Regions from separate parts of the Homo sapiens genome. Here region 2 is linked to region 1. A link is a loop called in an ENCODE intact Hi-C map of the cell type or tissue named here. Cell type or tissue: OCI-LY7. All regions are shown on one strand. Each heading gives the region's core, and the rest is flanking DNA. Links, peaks and the distances in the headings are about the cores only.

The links. A loop is a pair of places that touch in the nucleus more often than their neighbours do. Peaks named below come from ENCODE experiments on the same cell type or tissue, not always from the same donor. Only the 100,000 strongest peaks of a DNase experiment are listed, where the experiment ranks them.
Region 2: a loop joins it to region 1, with 2.9 times the contacts of the local background. A loop is called at or near these places in 5 of 110 quality-filtered maps.

The regions. Positions count from the first base shown.
Region 1 is chr9:36,988,110-36,997,080 of GRCh38, reverse strand. The region is part of intron 5 of PAX5 (paired box 5); the gene reads left to right. Among named protein-coding and RNA genes, the nearest start is that of PAX5, 42 kb to the left of the region's middle. RefSeq lists enhancers at 429-929, 831-990, 1,701-1,770, 1,821-1,880, 1,911-2,070 and 1 more. In OCI-LY7, for the core only: a CTCF peak has its summit at 5,300 (motif pointing right); a DNase peak (open chromatin) is centred at 5,300; H3K27ac peaks cover 419 bases.
Region 2 is chr9:37,187,318-37,196,288 of GRCh38, reverse strand. All of the region lies in intron 2 of ZCCHC7 (zinc finger CCHC-type containing 7), which reads right to left. Among named protein-coding and RNA genes, the nearest start is that of ZCCHC7, 71 kb to the right of the region's middle. RefSeq lists enhancers at 6,250-6,469, 7,913-7,992. In OCI-LY7, for the core only: CTCF peaks have their summits at 4,204 and 4,410; a DNase peak (open chromatin) is centred at 4,408; H3K4me3 peaks cover 1,295 bases; H3K27ac peaks cover 2,500 bases.

The DNA of each region.
Region 1 (8,971 bases), core at 4,338-6,837:
TGCCTGTCTCCTGTCTGTTTTTGTGTCTCTCCCCATGTCTTTGGGGGTGCATCTCATTCTGTGTTATTTGGCTTTATTTCCTGTTTATTGAACCTTCCTCTGTGTCTGTTTCTGTCTCCCGGTCTAGCTCTCACTAGCTTTCTTTTTCGTACATACTCTCTCTCACACACACACTCTCTCTCTCCCTCTCCTTCTTCTCTTTCTCTCACACTCATTCACTCATTCAATTTCCTTTCTCTCTTGCTATCTCTCTCTCTCCCCAAATCCCCTCTTCCCCTGTCTCTTTCAGGCTGGACGCCCCCTCAGCCCTGCCCAGCAGACCTCCACGGGAGCTATGGCCAGAGGGAAGGGGCTTCAGAAGCTCACAGACCGTGCTGGGGCCCTGGGCCCCTCTGACATGGGCAGGTCCTGGTCTTTTCTCTCCTAGGACCCTTTTCCTTCCCTGGATGCATAGATGCTGTCTGCTGCTCCCGGGATGAGGGCAGAAAACAGAAGCAGGAAGTGGGGAGAGCCCTCTCAGAGCTCCCAGAAGGGATGGGTATGTGGAAAAGCTCAGGATTCCTGAGTCAGGAGTAATAGGCAGCCCCTGTGGGATTGAGAGTTCACAGATCTCTGATCCCTGGAGAGCCCCAAATAAGGTGTTGAGTCAAAGGCACAGGCTCATGGGCAGGGATGAAATGGTTTGAGGACTTCTTGTAGCGAGTTACTTAATCTCTCTGCACCTCCATTTTGTTATCTGGCGAATAGAGTTGACGCAAGCCTTGTGGGTTACAGTGAGAATAAAATGAAGTGAAGTGACAGCTGCCAAGGGCGTGGCCCCAGGGCCTGGCTGTAGTCAATGCTGAGTAGATGGCCACGGAGAGGCCTATGTTTGAGGACGTGAGGCCCGTCATGGCAGAGGGCAGCAGGCTTTAGCCACGGTCCTGTTGGCAGCTGGAACTGGCTGGTTCGCCCACCACCACCTTCCTGTTTGGAGCTGTGGAGCCACGGAGCGATTCCATAGTACTGAAGAAGCCGATTGCCTGCAGCCGGGAGCCCGGGGCATCCAGGCTGAACAACAGTGCCCCCAGGTGTCGGCTGCAGAATGAAGGGCCACTCACTTTCCTCCTCCTTTGCCTTTAGGAAGCTGAGTCTCCCAGCCTGCTTCATGGCAGAAGAAAAGGGTCAGGCCCCAGTTTTCCCTGAAGAGAGGCACAGGGAGCACAGGGGGGTGGAGGCCTCCAGGGTGGGGGCAGAGGGTAGCACCCTGGGCCTGGGAGGGCTGGGCGTCTGAGGGGTTGTTGGGGCCACCAGCCTGGACCTCGAGACTCCCCCATGGGAGCTGGAAGGGCCTTGGAGAGCACCTGAGACGCCCCGCTCCGTCATTCGCATGGGAAAACAGGCTCAGAGAAGAGAGGCGGTCTGCCCAGATCACACAGCAAAACCCCCAAAACCTAGAGAGAGAGGATGGCTCTGTGGAAAATCCTTGGCATCCCTTGCCTTTCGATGTGATAAATTCAGTTTTCCTCTCCCTCCTTTCCTCCATTCTCACAGGGCCGTCCGCCATCCCCACTGTTGACAGCCAGCCCCATCAGTCTTATCTCCCCATGGGGTGCTGCCCACACGTCCCCCCGCACTGACCTCAGTTCTTGAGAGAAGCCCTGCCCTTCTCTCGCGGGCCTCCCTTTCCTCCTGCTCATTCCTCCTGTGCCTCCAGTCCCTGTGTGTTGGCTCAGCTTCCCGTCTCCAGGCCATTGCCCACTCAGGGCCTGCCACCTGGAATGCTGTCCTTGAGCCTGGACCTGGCCTGGCTTTCTGGAACCAGCCCACTCCCCTGTGGGGATTTCCAGTGTTGGGTCATTGGTCCTTCACAACTGGCTGAGACCCAAGGATTCTTTAGGGTCCAGTGTGGAGTATGGGTGAACAGGCAGCCTCTCCATCTCCTTTTCCCAGTGTGGCTTTGGGGGCAGGAAGGAGGTTACCACCATTTTGTCTTGGCCTCTGCTGGGGCTTTCCAAGGGCAGGTCCCCTCCCTGGCCCTCTGTGTGCTGTCCCCTGGATGTAGAGAGGTGTCTACATGTCCCCTCATGTAGAGAGGTGGGTTGTTACCTGAGTTCTCTTTTTGTCTAGGAAGGAGTCAGGACCAAGGTTCTGCTGGGGTGTGGTCGTGGTGGGGGCATCACGTAGAACCCAGGGGGGAATTGGCAGCCTGGTAGCCATGCTTTCCTTGGCTTGCCCTGTATTGATGATGATTTTGAATTAGTTACCAACATTGCAAAATCAGGAAATTTCATGTATGGATGGATGCCTGGCTTCTTTGGGGAAGAAAAATCAGATCTGGCAACCCTGGGGCAGCTGGCAGCCTGGCAACCCACAAGGCAACAGTCATCTGGGGCTGCTGGGCCCGAGTTCTCATGCGCTCCCCGCTCAAGTTGCTCTCGGCACTTGTGCTCTGTTTTCCTTGGCCTGAAGGTCTTTGAGCTTCTGGAGTCTTAGCATGAACTCTAAAGAAACCAGTTTGGCTCAGTCTCTGCCTGTGGCAGCTGAAGCTAATGGGAGGCAGATCCTGGAACTGGCCGGTGGGGCCGAGTGTGCGTGCGTGTATGTGTGTGGTCAGGGAAGTGGGTAGTCAGGCTTACAGGCCAGAGGTGGGTAGGGTAGCGGAGGCAAGAACTTAGGGCAGTGGCCAAGCAGCCACACTCCTTGGCAGGTCATGTGCTCTATACCCTGCAGGTAGGGTAGTCCAGGCACAGAGGGCGCAGGCTTGGCCCAAGGGTATGCAGGGGGCAGTTAGTGGCAGAGATGGTGAGGACCTGGTTTCCATCTCCCTGCCTGGCGGGCCACTCTCCCCTGTGATCTCTGTCCTGATCTTGTAGCTGTGGGCACCTCAGCTGAGACCCAGATAGACAACTGCTGGAGGCCTCTGTGGTAACGCAGGGCATCTGAGGCCAGGTGGCCAATTGGAGGGGCTCCTGGGGCCTTTCCCTAGTGCCCAGGGCCTGTCCCACGGGTGGGGGCTCAGGTTTCGGTTCCTCCTCGCTCCTGGGTCCCCAAGTTTCACTTTGATTCAGTGAGCGAGAGCCCCCGTGAGAGCCAACGCCGCTGAACCCCCACCCTCTCTGTTTGTGCACCTGGTTTGCCCCAGCCCCTCCCCCTCCTCTTACCCCCAGTTCCTTTTCCCATGGGGTGGTGTACTGGTGTTCGGGAGAGCCCTGGGGGTATGGGAGAGGGCAGGGTGCTGCCATGTGGGGATCTCAGTTCAGGGAATCAGTTTGGGGGCCAACCAGTAAAAGAGTGGTGGGGCCGATGGAGGGGGATATAGTCTCATCTGCTGTGGGCAGTCCCCTGCCAAGGCGGTCTGGAACTTGAGGTGAAATGGCCTTGGCTTTCTCCACCCTGCATGCCCTGCTGCCCCATGGGGAAGAGAATCCCACAGTCCTTTCTCTCTGGCTTGGGAATATGGTTTAATCCCTGGCTGCATAGCCTGTGGGTCAGAGAATTTACAAGGCTTCAAACCCCTGCCCCTGCTGTGTCCCTTCTTCCTGTCCCTTTCTCTGTCTGGGCCTCAGTTTTTCCATCTAAAACAGGAGATCAATGAATTGCTGAGGTTTTTTTCTGGCACCAAAATTTTGAGTTTCTCCTGGTTCCATCTCAAGTCCTCTTGGCATTATTGTAGGGCAGCAGTTCTCAAATGTTTGGTCCTGGGTCCCTTTAAACTCTTAAAAATTATCAAGGACTTCAAGGAGCTTTAGTTTATGAGGGTTAATTAAAATGGATGAAAGTTTAAAATATTTATTTATTAAAAATAACAGTAACAAACAAGTAACATAAATAATATTTTTGAAATAAGAAAGAACCGAATCTTCCAAACCCAAAATTTAGTATGAATGGCATTGGCTTACAGTTCTGCAGATCCCTTTAGTGTCTGGCTTAATAGAAAACAGCTGGACTCTCATAGCTGCTGCTGTATTCACTCCGTTGTGATGGAACACATCTTACAGCTTCTGAAAACCTCCACTGTAGACTCGTGAGAGAATGAGAGTGAAGAAGACAAATCACACATTAGCATTAATATGAAAATAACAGGTGCAGCAAACCACTATGGCACATGTATACCTGTGTAACAAACCTGCACATTCTGCACGTGTATCCCAGAACTTAAAGTAAAATAAAAAAACAATGAAAATAATTTTGTCCTCACAGATCACCTGAAAGTATCTTGGGGACCCCTTCTTCCAACCCTGGCAGGGCTCCCTGGACTACACTTTGAAAATTTCTGCTTCAGGCTGCTGCAAAGTCTGAACTTGCCTACTTATCACTCATATAGATAAGGTGAGCAATTAAGTGGTTTCAGTTAAAAGAAAGGTGTCATCAGTCATTTCTCCTGTTCTTAGCTCCTTAAGACAGTGGGAGCCATGGCAGGTCTTTGAGCTGAGGAGGGAGTGACAAGACACACTGGGTTTTGGAAATCCTCCACTAGCCGATTGGGATATGTATGTAGTGCTTCTTGCTTCTATCCCAGGTTGAGCTCCCACGGAAAGACATAGCTACCGAGCCTTCTCCCCTTCCCAGCAGATTGTTGGTAGGGCTTGAGGTCTGATTTCCCTCCAGCAGGCTTTCTTCTGTGCCAGCAGCAGCCAGCTCGTGCCACCCGAGAGCCTGGGGAGTGAGTGTTTCAGAACCCTGCCTATTCTCCCCATCCAGCTTAGCTCTGTACTAGCCTGCAGCCACCTGGAGACCCCATCTGGGGCATATTTTTGATGGGAAGAAAACCTAGCAATGCTATTGATTGGGAATGAAACAAAATAAAATAAAGAAGTGGGTTTGGTATTTATCTTGACTCCTGGCATTTGAGGAAAAGCAGGTCTAAAAGACAGTTGACAAAGGGGAGATTTTTGTTCTGATTCCACAGGGGCTTCTGGGTGTTTCTGGAATGTTTCTGGTTGACTCATGTGTGTGTGTGGGAGGGTTGGGGGGTGGGGGCGAGGTGTGTGTGTGCCCGCATGTGTTTAATTTTACTTTGAAATTTCTAGTTTTCATTTTTATTAGTACAAATTAACATTTGTGTTAGTCCTTCCTTGGGGCATTTTATCCCTGTGTTAGAATAAACTGTGGGAGAGGGAGAACAAGAGAATGTCTTAAGGTAATTTGAGAAAAATTGAGAGAGGAAGAAGGATAAAAGGTGTGAGAGAAGGTATGTGTGAGAAACACATTGCTTGTAGCAAAATTAACTGATCTATGAGAGGAAATAGGCAGAAAGAAAGGCATAGCCTCTTGAGGGACTGAACAGTGGAGGACGAAAGTGATGAGGGAGTCAGACACTTCCCAGCACCAGCCACCAGGTGGCACCATCGACCCAGGACAGCTTAGTTGCTGTCCAGGGTTAGGAACAAGAGGGGTAGGGTAGCAGGGCAGTGTGTACCGGCCATTCATGAGCTTGGTATGCTTGTAACTGGGTCGGAGGTGGCAGTGCCCAGGTGGGCTGACCATTAGCTGAAGTCTCACTTCTTCAGCAGCATTCAGTCAGGGAGGGGGAGGCTGGACCATTGCTAGTGGGGATTAATCTGGTCCTTTCTCACCTCCATGGTCCAAATGCCTTGATATAAACCTTTCTGGGAGTAGAGTCCTTGGTTCTACTCTAAGCCTTTACTTGCTGTGTGACCTTGGCCAAGTCACTTCTCTCTGGGCCTTGTTTTCCGCATATTAAAATGTGGAAATTGGAGCAGACGATTTTTGAGGTTCTTTTGGGCTCTGACACTCTGTGGTGTACCAGAGAGCACTAGAGCTGGAGTTAGATTCTAGATCTTTCTGTCAGCCATGTGACCTTGGGTAGGTCACTTCTCACATCTGTGGAGATTATAGTCACATCTTTCTCTTAGACTTACATAAAATAGAAGATGGAAAAATGCTTTTGAAATCTTTTTGGTGCTTTAGGAAAAGGAGAGTGTTGTGATTTTATAATTTTTGCTGGAATTTTTTTTTTTTTTTTTTTTGAGACAAGGTCTGGCTCTACCGCCCAGGCTGGAGTGCAGAGGTGTGATCTCAGCTCACTGCAACCTCTGCCTCCTGGGCTCAAGCCATCCTCCCAGCTCAGCCTCGGAGTAGCTGGGGCTACAGGCATGAACCGCCATGCCTGGTTAATTTTTGTATTTTTTGTAGAGATGGGATTTCACCATGTTGTCCAGGCTGGTCTCAAACTCATGAGCTCAAGCAATCCACCTGTCTTGGCCTCCCAAAGTGCTGGGATTACAGGCGTGAGCCACTGCGCCCGGCCTTCTCTGGAATTTAAATTAGCGGGAAGCAGGGGCTCCACCATCTTCACTGCTTAGAAAGTTTGTGCCTCTACATGTCACCACGGAAAAAGGCCTGCCTTATGGCAAGCGTTTGCTCAAGGTCACTGCATCTCTGTCCTAAATATCCATTGAATCTGCTCATTTCTCTCCATCCCCATTGCTACTGCCTTAGTCCAAGCACTCTCTTCTCTCATTTGGACTATTGCTGTAGCCTGCTGGCTGGTCCCCATCTCCAATGTCGTTGACTTGTCCAAATAATAGTCTGCCCTCCACATAGCAGCTGAAAGAAAATTCTGATCAATGACTTGCCTGAAGGGTTTTAACCTTCAAATCTGCCCATTGTTCTCAGAAGCTATGCAAACTTCTTAACAAGGCTGCCAGGCCCTCTCCACTCTCCTCTTTTCATGCGCACTCCAGTCATACCAAACCTCTTTCCGTTCCTTAAACACCACATGCTCTGTCCTGTTTGCAACCTAGGAGTCAGACAACCCGAGTTCTAGTGCTGACTCAACAATGACTACTCCTGGAATCTTGGACCAATCTCTGAGCCTCAGTTTCCCAATTGTGCTTGTGATTGGACTGTTATATGAATTGAATGAGATTATGCATGTAAAGTGCTCAGGATGACCCCATATATAATAAGTGCTCAATAAAGAGTGCCTTTTATTATGCTCTTCCCACTGCTTGAAAAACTGTCTTCCTCCCTCACCCTACTGTTTACCTGGCTGACATCCCAAACTTCAGGATCTAGCTTGTGTCACTTCCTAAGTGAGGGCTTCTCAGATGCTCCCCTCCAACCCAACTCCCCACCAGCACACAGAACCTGCCTGTTCATCAAAATATCACATTTGTCACTCGCCTGTTTTCCCAGCAAGACTGTGAGCTCCATGAAGGCAGGAACTGTGTCTGGAGCAGTCACCAATGTCACCTTAGTGCCCAGCACAGGGCCTGGTTCACAACAGCAAATATGTACCGAATGGGGGCCATGGATGTCACAGAAGCCATGGGCTCATCTGGGGAATGAGTGGAGGCTGCTGAGCAGAACACAGAGCCTTGCACGTCAAACGTTCCCCAAGTCCTGCCTGACCCCAGAGTCTCCATCCTCCAGGATCTTGTGACAGCCATTCTAGACGGGGAGGGAGCTCTTTCGTGATCTACATGCACACATGCATACATATGGATACTGGTGCCTGTGGTCCTCTTTCTGCCTGCCATACCTAAGCATGTGCTCCAGATGTGTATAGATCACAGCACCAAAGAGGAACTGCAATATGGGATAACTATAACGGCTAACATTTACTGAGTATTGACTCTGGATTTTAAATTATTAACTCATGTAATACTCACAACCACTGTACCAGGTGGATACTCTTATTATCCCCATTTTATAGAGATACAGAGAGAGTGAGACAATTTCCCAAGGTCACACAGCTCAATAGTGGCAGTGTTGGGACTAGTACCTAGGTGCTTACTGGCCATCCCAGTCTGCCTCTCACAGAGGGTGTCACAACAGGATGACATCCGTATGAGGCTGTGTTCTCCAGGGGAATATCCTCAGCTCTCTCCAACATGGGGCTTTGATTCTACTTTTTCGCAGTTCTGCCTGTTCCCCCATTATCCTGTCTGGCTGAGCTCAGGGGGACCTTGGCTCAGAGTCTGTTGCATCACTCAGGGGTACGCCATTTCTGAAGCTTTCCTAACACTGCTGCGCACACTTCCCTGTCACACCTGCAAGTTGGTCACCTTCAAGCGCAGCCGGCTGGTCACATGTGGGTTTTAAGCCACAGCAGGTGGCACCGTGAGTAGACTGGGGTTTGAGCCTTGCCTTTCCTTTTACTAGCAGTGTGAGCTTTGACAGCAAAGGGCTTTAGCTTCTTTGAGCTTCAATTTCCTCACCTGTCAAAGGGGGATAATAATTCCTGCCTTTTCTGGTAATTAGAAAATGTTGCCTATAATATTTTGATTAGCACTGGCACATGGCAAGTTTCAAAAATATCACCTATTATTTTCTTATTTCTATTATCAGAGCAAAGTGTTTTTACTCTGAATCTAGATTCCTCAAAAAGATCTCGTTGAGAACGTTCTAAATTCCCAGATTTTTTGTTTTCTCTCTCTCTCTCTCTTTTTTTTTTTTTTTTTTTTTTTTGAGACAGGGTCTCACTCTGTTGCCCAGGCTGGAGTGCAGTGGTGCAAACACAGCTCACTGCAGCCTTGACCTCGTGGGCTCAAGTGATCCTTCCACTTCAGCCTCCTGAGTAGCTGGGACTGCAGGCATGCACCACCACACCCGGCTATTTTTTAAAATTTTTTTGTCAAGACAAGATCTCGCTTTGTTGCCTAGGCTGGTCTTGAACTCTTGGGCTCAAGCAATCCTCCTGCCTCAGGCTCCCAAAATGCCAGGATTACAGGCTTTCTTTCTTTTTTAATGATCATTTTATTTATATTACTAAGTTTCATGATAGGATTGTTCAGCTTAGGGTCAGAAGAAAAGGAAAGAAATACCAACTGGAATTCATGCTGGCAGAATTTCAGCTCCATGTTTCTGAAACACAAATAATTCAAGTCGTAGCTGAGGGCAGCTGTCAGAAGTAAGGTGAGCCTGACACGACACTGGAGAAGCCTGGGTTTCTCATCCTGACTCAGCCGTGGCCTTGCGGTGTGGTCTGAGTCAGGTCCTGCCCTTCCGGAGCCTCGGTTAG
Region 2 (8,971 bases), core at 3,041-5,540, 200 kb before region 1:
TTAAAGAACAGTTCACTCTCTTTCATTGTTCATCCAAAATACATAGCAAGCCTATTGTTGTACTGGACAGAGTGACCCAGAGAAACAAAAGGCAGAGGTTTGAGTGTGTCAAAATCATAAAACTGGCACATTATTTGATTCCTGGGATTTTCTTTCCATGCCCAAATATTTATATATATTTATATATCTGGGCCTGACACAAACATTCTAGTCTTATTTTTTGAAGTACCCTCATAATTCCTTCACCAAAATCAAATGCAGAAAATTCAAACTCTACACATCTAAAACTAAAGTGGACTGGGCCCTTCCTTTCAACTTCCCTATTGCTATCAGTAGTTGAATTATTTTAAAAAATCACACAAACTTACAATCTCTCTTCTCTCCATTAACATTTTTATCAAGTCATTAAATCGTGGTGACTCTAATTTCAAAATTATTTTGGCAATATTTTATTTACTTGCAGTAGTACCATTACCAACCTAGTATAAGTTACTCCTCAGAATTTGGACTAAATTATGAGCTTTGTAGGTAGTGTCTCTTCCAGCTAATTCGCATTAAATCACTACTACATTAAGTCTTCACTACATTAAATATGCCTCCCAAAACAATTTGCTCAAACTGTTCTCCCTATCTATTCTTCTGGTTTACAATGCCTTTCCCTTCCTCGACATATTTAAGTTCCCCCTTTACCAGATTCTCCAGGATTCACAAGCAATTGTTTCCTTTTCCATGCCACATTTCATATTCACCCCAGGATAGTCATCTTCCCACTCATTAAACTGCTACATTAGACGCAAAACACATTGGTTTGCATGACCACATCACAAACATTGCTAATGAGCAGCATTTTTCATATATCTAAAGGAGATGAGAAGAAAATAAACAAAAAAAACTTTATTTTGTAGTTTCTTCTGCAACGTCCCTAGTGGCTAAATAACAGTTATTTGCTGAATTAAACTTATCAACAATATGATTTAGGCATTTAGGTGTGCAAAGGGATGCACTTATAAGGGATCTGCTGTTACAAAAAATATGAGAATCTGGCTGGACGCGGTGGCTTACGTCTGTAATCCCAGCACTTTGGGAGGCTGAGGTGGGCGGATCTCCTGAGGTCAGGAGTTCAAGACCAGCCTTGCTAACATGGTAAAACCCCGTCTTCACTGAAAATACAAAAATTAGCCAGGTGTGGTGGTGCACGCCTGTAATCCTAGCTACTAGGGAGGCTGAGGCATGAGAATAGCTTGAACCCGGGTGGTGGAGGTTGCAGTGAGCCGAGATCACACCACTGCACTCTAGCCTGGGCAATAGAGTGAGACCCCATCTCAAAAAAAAAAAAAAAAAGAAAAAAGAGAATCCAAGAAATCTGAGTTCTTGTTCTGCTATACCCACCTGAGAGTAAGCAGTGACAATGATCTCAACAACATACAAAGACATCCTTTGGATAGAGAATTTGTATATATAATAACTGTTTGTAATATCAGCTATTCTTTGACAACAGGATTTTTCTCTTAAATTCCTTCTATTTGTTAGAGATTCAATTTGTCACCCAAGCTGTGGATTTATAGGATTTACATCCTTAAAACGAATTCCAGCATAATTTCACACAGAAGCCTTCCTGAAGTTAACCAGGACAACACCCAAATAAATCTTCCCTTTAAAAAGAATAAATGCTCCATGAAAATCATCAATACATCACTTAAGCTTAAGGCACAATATCTGTGCAACACCAAGCTCTATCCCAATCCTCCCAGTGCCACTAGAGTCTGTCTTAACCCCACACACTCTCTATTATCTGTTCAGACATGTTTTCCCAGTACCATTACTCCAAATAATTCCATTCCCTATACTAAATACACTGCTTCATCCTGCTTGATTCTCTACCTATATTATCTAACAGTCTTGCTCTTGAGTTGCAAGGCCGTTGCTACTTAACTCTACATTGACCTACCACTTACGATATGTAAGTAAGCTCTAAAGTCTCTTATAGGACCTCTGTATCATCTCTTAAATCACCAGGAATCAAGTACTCCAATTTGAGTTTTAACCATTATCTAATTTTCTATTAAAAATGCTAACTCAAAAAGAGAAATATTCTTTAATATATTAAAGGCCACTATCCTAGCATAGCAAGTACCCAATTTTTTAGAGTTTGTCTTCAATATATCCACATTTGTATGAAAACTTCACCCTAACTACAAAATTGGTCAGAGTGCTTAATTGTGTGGGATAGGCAAGTTAAGTGCCAGAGAGGAGTTCAAAGAACATCAGCAATGTCTGAGTTTGAGTGTGAACCTGAAAATCATAATGAAAACGCTGTAAGAGGGAAAGGGATGAGGCATTCAAATAATAATTTTAAAGATGAGGATATCAGGTTACAAGGGTCACACAGGACAAGCTTCATGGAGGAGATGAGACTTCAGGTGACTGATGGATTTGCACTGATTAGGAAAGAGGGAGAAAGAAATTCCTGAAGGCGGACAAATTTTTCCTTGGTAGATATGTGCCCAGCTTTTGTAGTAAGAGCAGGGCAGGATTACCACCTCATTCCTTGCTGAGGATAGAAACTGCATATAAACTGCATTAATTGGTAGCTCATATAAAATTGTACATGAAACAGCAGAAAATCCAACAACATAAACAGGCTATTATTAACACAATTTTTTTTTTTTAAAAGGCTACTAGATTTTTCTCCAGGCTGTAGAACCTGCCAGACTGTAGTACAGTGGCAGGCAACTTACATCCCTTGGAAAAGTTACTTTTGTGTGATCATCTAAACTAACAATTTTAAAGAATGTTTTATACAAAATATGGGATAATTATTGGTCTGAGACAGAAATAAGACTTTCTGAACATCTTTCTTTGGCCTGCTAGATGTCAAAATGCAGTAAAATTTCCTATTGTAGGAGAATTTTAGTTAATAAAAGTAATTTTATTCCAATGTCTGATTTACACAGTACAAAAGTGTACTAATAACCGTCAGAAATTTTTAAAGCTACAATACCCTTCTGAAGCCACCCTAATAATTGCTTATTAAAACACTTTCTGTTAAAATGTTAAAGTTATTGATTTTTTTTAAATTTCAGCAATACAAAGATGTAGCTTTCAATTCATGTTCAAACATAAAATAACTGAATTGAAAAACAATTTCACTTTCATTGAAATCAAGTCAATGGCTCATTATTCAAAAGCATATGTTCATCAATACAAATAAACTTTCATTTCTATTTGAGGTTAAAATCCTAAAATAGCCCCAAAGTTGCACCACAATTCAGCTGCTATGGAAAGCTAAGTAGTGCTTCCCATGACTAAATGGATTAATTCTTTAGCCCAAACACAATTACTGTTCTCCACACTGTTCCATTGAACATCTAAATAAGCATCCCAAAGCTTATTTCATTCAAAGAAAAGATCCAGACTAAAGAATAATCCCAATGTATGAAGTTTACATTTTGTGTAAAGTTTTTTTAAAAAGGGAAAAATCTATAAGTGGTAATCAGGAAAAGACATGAGTCATTGTAGACAGGTGTTGGGGATGACATCTATCGACTAATAGATATCTTTGTTGAAGGACTGCCGTACAGATTCCAGTAGATGTCTTTTTCTCAAACCAATTTTTCTGACTTAGTTATTGAATCTAGACTTTTCCATAGGTGACACACACATTAACAGCAAAAAGAATAACTCTTCAAGAAATAGCCAATTACATGGAAAGATATTTCTTCTGGTCCTTTTCTTGCTTTAAAATTTTTCAACTTCAACCATGTATGAAAAGTGCTGTCTTACAATCATGTTTACTGAACATTTTATTCTTCCATATATTTCTACATTTCAAAAATCTCCTGTAATACACACCTGATCTAAAGAAGAAAATATGGAGAGGTCAGGGAATAGGAATGAGGGCAATGAGCTATACTGAAATAATTCAATATGGCTCAAAGGGTAAAATGAAAGAAAAATAATAGTTACTAATTTCAGATCAGGATTCTCTGACAATAACAAGTTATCTGATTATGAGATGGGCTGCCTTATTAACACTTGCTGTTACTGAGATGTTTACAAAGAAACTAGGTAACCATGTCCACTATGTTGGAGAAAAAATTCCTATATGAGAGAAACTGGACTACATAACCCTATAGACTTTCTTCTGACTCTTAATACTGGTCATTCAATTTCCACTCCTTTTTAACTAAAGTTCTGAAATGGTAGCTCTTTTTCCACCTGTTTAATGCCCCTTGGGAGACCACTACTGTCAAATTATCATTGCAACATTAGTTGCTAGAAAGAGAATTTTTAGCTCTTTATAACACTTTTGCATTTAACTAAAGGATTATTTGCTGTTAGGCGGTTTTCTACAGCTCTGCCCCCAAAGGACTTTCACAAACAATGCAAATGCATTTTCACAAGATGGAGCAATTTAGCTTTGGTCTTTTAATGAAGGCTGAATTAATGGCAAGGCTTCCTTGCATTGTTGTAAACTAGACTGCTACAAAGAGCAGGTGAAATGGTTTTCTTCCTTTGGGCAGAAATGAAAATAAACTGTAAAATTCCTACCCAGTTTTGATTCATGTTTGCGTTCATTAACAGAGGGTTAAACAGCCTGAACCTTACCTTTAGCAACTGCAGGTATAATCGGATTAATTTAAATGGTTATTAATGCCCTTTGGAATTCTAATTAGCCAGGGGGACAGCTGATGCAGACAGCCTTCGGGGGTGGGGATTAGTCTCTCAATCAGAGTTCAAACTCTCAGAGCAGCACCCCTACATAAATCCTATCCACCATTTTAGTGGGGTGGGAGTAGGGGACATGGAGAGTAGGGGTGAAGAATCTAAAATAAAGAAATACAGTGTAAAAAACAAAAAGTACAAAAAGGTAAGAAATATAAAAGAGAAAGGAGAAAAAATATGACAAAAAATGTTCAATATACTTTCAAAACAATATACTGGTGATTAAAAAGAAGAGAAACCTAATGCACTTCAAATAAGTACAACAAACAAAAAGAAACTTCCTAGAAAATGGTTATTAGATCTTTGGCCTAGAATCTTATGACAAATTAGAAAAGACATAAAACTAAGGTAAAATTACTTTTTCCATAGGCAAAAATTTAATTATCCTGCTTCTCTGAGGCAGCAAAAGTTGCAATAGCTTCAAGTGCCCAAAATGTTTTACTAAATTTGCACATTTAGTTGCACCCATAAAAGGTGTACCCTGAAACGGGACAGTTTCCTTGTGTGGGTTCTAATGCATGTATTCTTTTTTTTTTTTTTTGAGACGGAGTTTTGCTCTTGATGCCCAGGCTGGAGTGCAATGGCGCGATCTCGGCTCACCGCAACCTCCGCCTCCCGGGTTCAAGCAATTCTCCCACCTCAGCCACCCAAGTAGCTGGGATTACAGGCAAGCACCACCACGCCCAGCTAATTTGGTATTTTTTTTTAGTAGAGACAGGGTTTTTCCATGTTGGTCAGGCTGGTCTCGAACTCCTGACTTCAGGTGATCCACCCGCCTCAGCCTCCCAAAGTGCTGGGATTTACAGGCGTGAGCCACCGTGCCCAGCCTAATGCATGTATTCTTAAACAACATGAAGCATAAAACAAAGAATATGGGGAAACCCATACATTAGAGTTACAATTGTTTCTTACGTTTTAACATTTTTGTTGATTTCCAAATATACCAGGAGTTCCAATTCCAAGTAAGATGGAATAAGCACACACTACCTTGTCTTTTCCACTGAATCCAGAAAACCTGGATGATGCATAAAGCAGCTAGTTAAGGCAGACTGGGGAATAAAATAAGAATTCATATTAATATCAAACAGATGATTTAGTATTTTTCCCCCTTTAGTATCTCCTGCCCTAGACTCAAAGCAGCTGAAATCTGGAAGCAGGCACTCAGGGATAGACAAAGAGAACTCCAGGAGAAGCCTCTAGTTCTAGCTTGAGGAGCAGGAACAGAATCTCCTAATACTTAGATAGAATGAAGAAAATTCCCTAGGCATTTTTTTTATTCTTTTCAACATCCTCCATACCCAGCCCCTGAGCAAACAAGATGGTGGTGGAAGCAGTGACAGCAGCAGCAGTGGGGTCTGCAGAAGTCTAAAACTCTGAGGGAACAAACCTTCATCATCAAGAGGGTAGCAAGAATTCTTTTTGCTTATTTTTTTCTCTGTCTTCTTGCTACTTGGCCCCAGTATGGGCACAGCTGCAAGAAATGTGCAGCAGAAGAGAGTAACTAAAGCAAGCTCCAGCTCTGTAGCTGGAAGTATAAAGAGGGGAGGATTAGGCAACCAAAAAGTACCAGAGAGATTATGAAGAAGGAGAAGCATAGGAAAGTGGCCCCATGAAGTTTGTGCTCACCCTTCCAAACTATGCCTGCATAAGGTTGATCCTAAAATAACATACCACAGACTCTGAGAGCTAAACTATGGAGTAGACAACTACTCAGTTCCCAGACAGTCCAATGTTTGGCACACACACTGGACAGTTCTGAGTAAGACTGCAAAGGTTTTGTAAAGGAAACTGGCATTGGAACTACAGCCTACAGAAGGCTGTTTAGAACTTTCAACCTGAATGAACCCAACCAAATTGCCTATTAAAAAAAAAAATCAGCTGGGCGTGGTGGCTCATGCCTGTAATCCCAGCACTTTGGGAGGCCAAGGCAGGCAGATCACCTGAGGTCAGGAGTTCGAGACCAGCCTGGTCAACATGGTGAAACCGCGTCTCTACTAAAAATAGAAAAAATTAGCTGGGTGTGGTAGTGTGCACCTGTAATCCTAGCTACTTGGGAGACTGACGCAGGAGAATCGCTTGAGCCCAGGAAGCAGAGGTTGCAGTGAGCCGAGACCACGCTGTTGCACTCCAGCCTGGGCAACAAGTGCAAAACTCAGTCTCAGCGGGGGAAAAGAATTCAACATTCATCACAGCATTAAACCAAGACAAAAGGTCTCAAAATATGACACTTAAATTGTCCAGGATACAGCCCAAAATAATTTGACAAATGAAGAATCAGGAAAACCTCAATGAGAAAAAAACAACAGATGCCAACACTGAAATAATGCAGATGATGGATTTATCTGACCAAGACTTTAAAGCCACTATTATAAAAATGTTCCAACAAGGGCAAACACTCTTGGATGAACAAAGATGGAAAGCCACCTCAAAAAATAGAAGATATAAAGAAAAATCAAATGCAAAATTTAGAAACTGAAAAATATAATAACCAAAATGAAAATCTCATTAGACAGGCTAGATAGCTGACAGATTTATAGAAAATATTAAATCTGAGAGATGGGAAAAAAATGAAGAAAGGAAGGAGTGGGGAGAGGGGAGGAGATGGGAGGAGAGAGGGGAGGGGAGGGGAGAGGGGAGGAGAGAAGGGAGGGGCGAGGGGAGAAGGGAGGGGGAGGGGAGAGGAGAAGGGAGAGGAGGGGGAAAGAGAAGGGGAGGGGAGAGGGAAGAGGGGAGGAGAGGGGAGGGGAAGGGGAGGGGAGGGAGGGGGAAGGGAGGGGTGAGGAAGAGAGGGGGAGGGGAAAGGAGGGAGGGGGAAGAGAGGGGTGAGGAAGGGGAGGGGTGAGGAAGGGAGGGGGAGGGGTGGGGGAAGGGAGGGGAGGTGAGATAGGGGAGGAGAGGGAGGGGAGGGGAGGAAGGGGAGGGGGAGGGGAAAGGAGGGGGAGGGGCGGGGGAAGGGAAGGGAGGTGAGATGGGGAGGGTAGGGGAGGTGAGGGGGGAGGGTAGGGGGAGGTGAGGGGGGAGGGTAATAAGGAGGGGTGGGGAGAGGGGGGAGGGGGAAGGAAGGGGGGAGGGGTAGGGGGAGAGAAGATGAGAGGAGAGACCAACCTCAGGGGCTGGGCATGGTGTCTCACACCTAATTCCAGCACTCTGGGAGGCTGAGGTGGGAGGATCACTTGAGCCCAGGAGTTCGAGACCAGACTGGGGCAACATAGTGAAATCTTGGCACTATAAAAAATAAGATAAAAAAAATTAGTCAGGCATGATGGCACACATCTGTAGTTCCAGCTATTCTGAAGGTGGAGGCAGGAGGATTGCTTGAGCCAATTTTGAGGCAGCAGTGAGTTGTGATCACACCACTGCACTTCACGCTGGGAGACAGAATGAGACCCTGTCTCTTAAAACAAAAAAATAAAAATAAAAATAAAAAACCTCAAGGACTTACAGGACAATAGTTATCAAGAGGTCTAATATTCATTTCCTCAAGTTCCAGAAGGGAAGAAGAGTATAGTGGAGAAAGAAAAAGCATTTGAGTAAATAATGGCTGAAAACTCAAATTTTCAAATTCTTAAGTTTCACTTGCATTACTCACAAAGTAACAAAATTAGAATAACTGAGAATTTGTCATCGGAAACCACAGAGGACAAAAGGAAGTAGGATAGTATTTTTAAGTTCTAACAGAAAAGACCTTTTAACCCAGCACAGTCGGGCCTTCATACCCATGGGTTCCACAACAGTGGATTCAACCAACCCTGTATCGAAAATTTAAAAAAAAAAAAATTGCATCTGTACTGAACACCCAACACAAAACAGGGCAAAAAGACTTCATAAAACTGCCATTTGCATCTTTTAATGAAGGGTAATTCTGTGAATTCTGTGAGAAATCAGATATCCACAGATCTTTAATGGCACTGCCACTTTGCTCATTTTATTCCATTTATCTTCCCATCTCCCGAAGTAGAAACAATAATATCAAACAGCTTAAAAGTACCTACCTGTGCATGATACTGTCAAGACAAGGGGTCCCCAAACTCTGGGGAACAATCAGTACCAGTTCGTGGCCTGTTAGGAACTGGGCCACACAGCAGGAGGTGAGCAGCCGGCAGGCTAGTCAGAATTAGAGCCTGAGCTCCGCCTCCTGTCAAATCAGCTGCTGCATTAGATTCTCATAGGAGCATGAACCCTATTGTGAACTGCACATGCGAGGGATCTAGGTTGTATGCTCCTTATGATAATCTAATGTCTGATG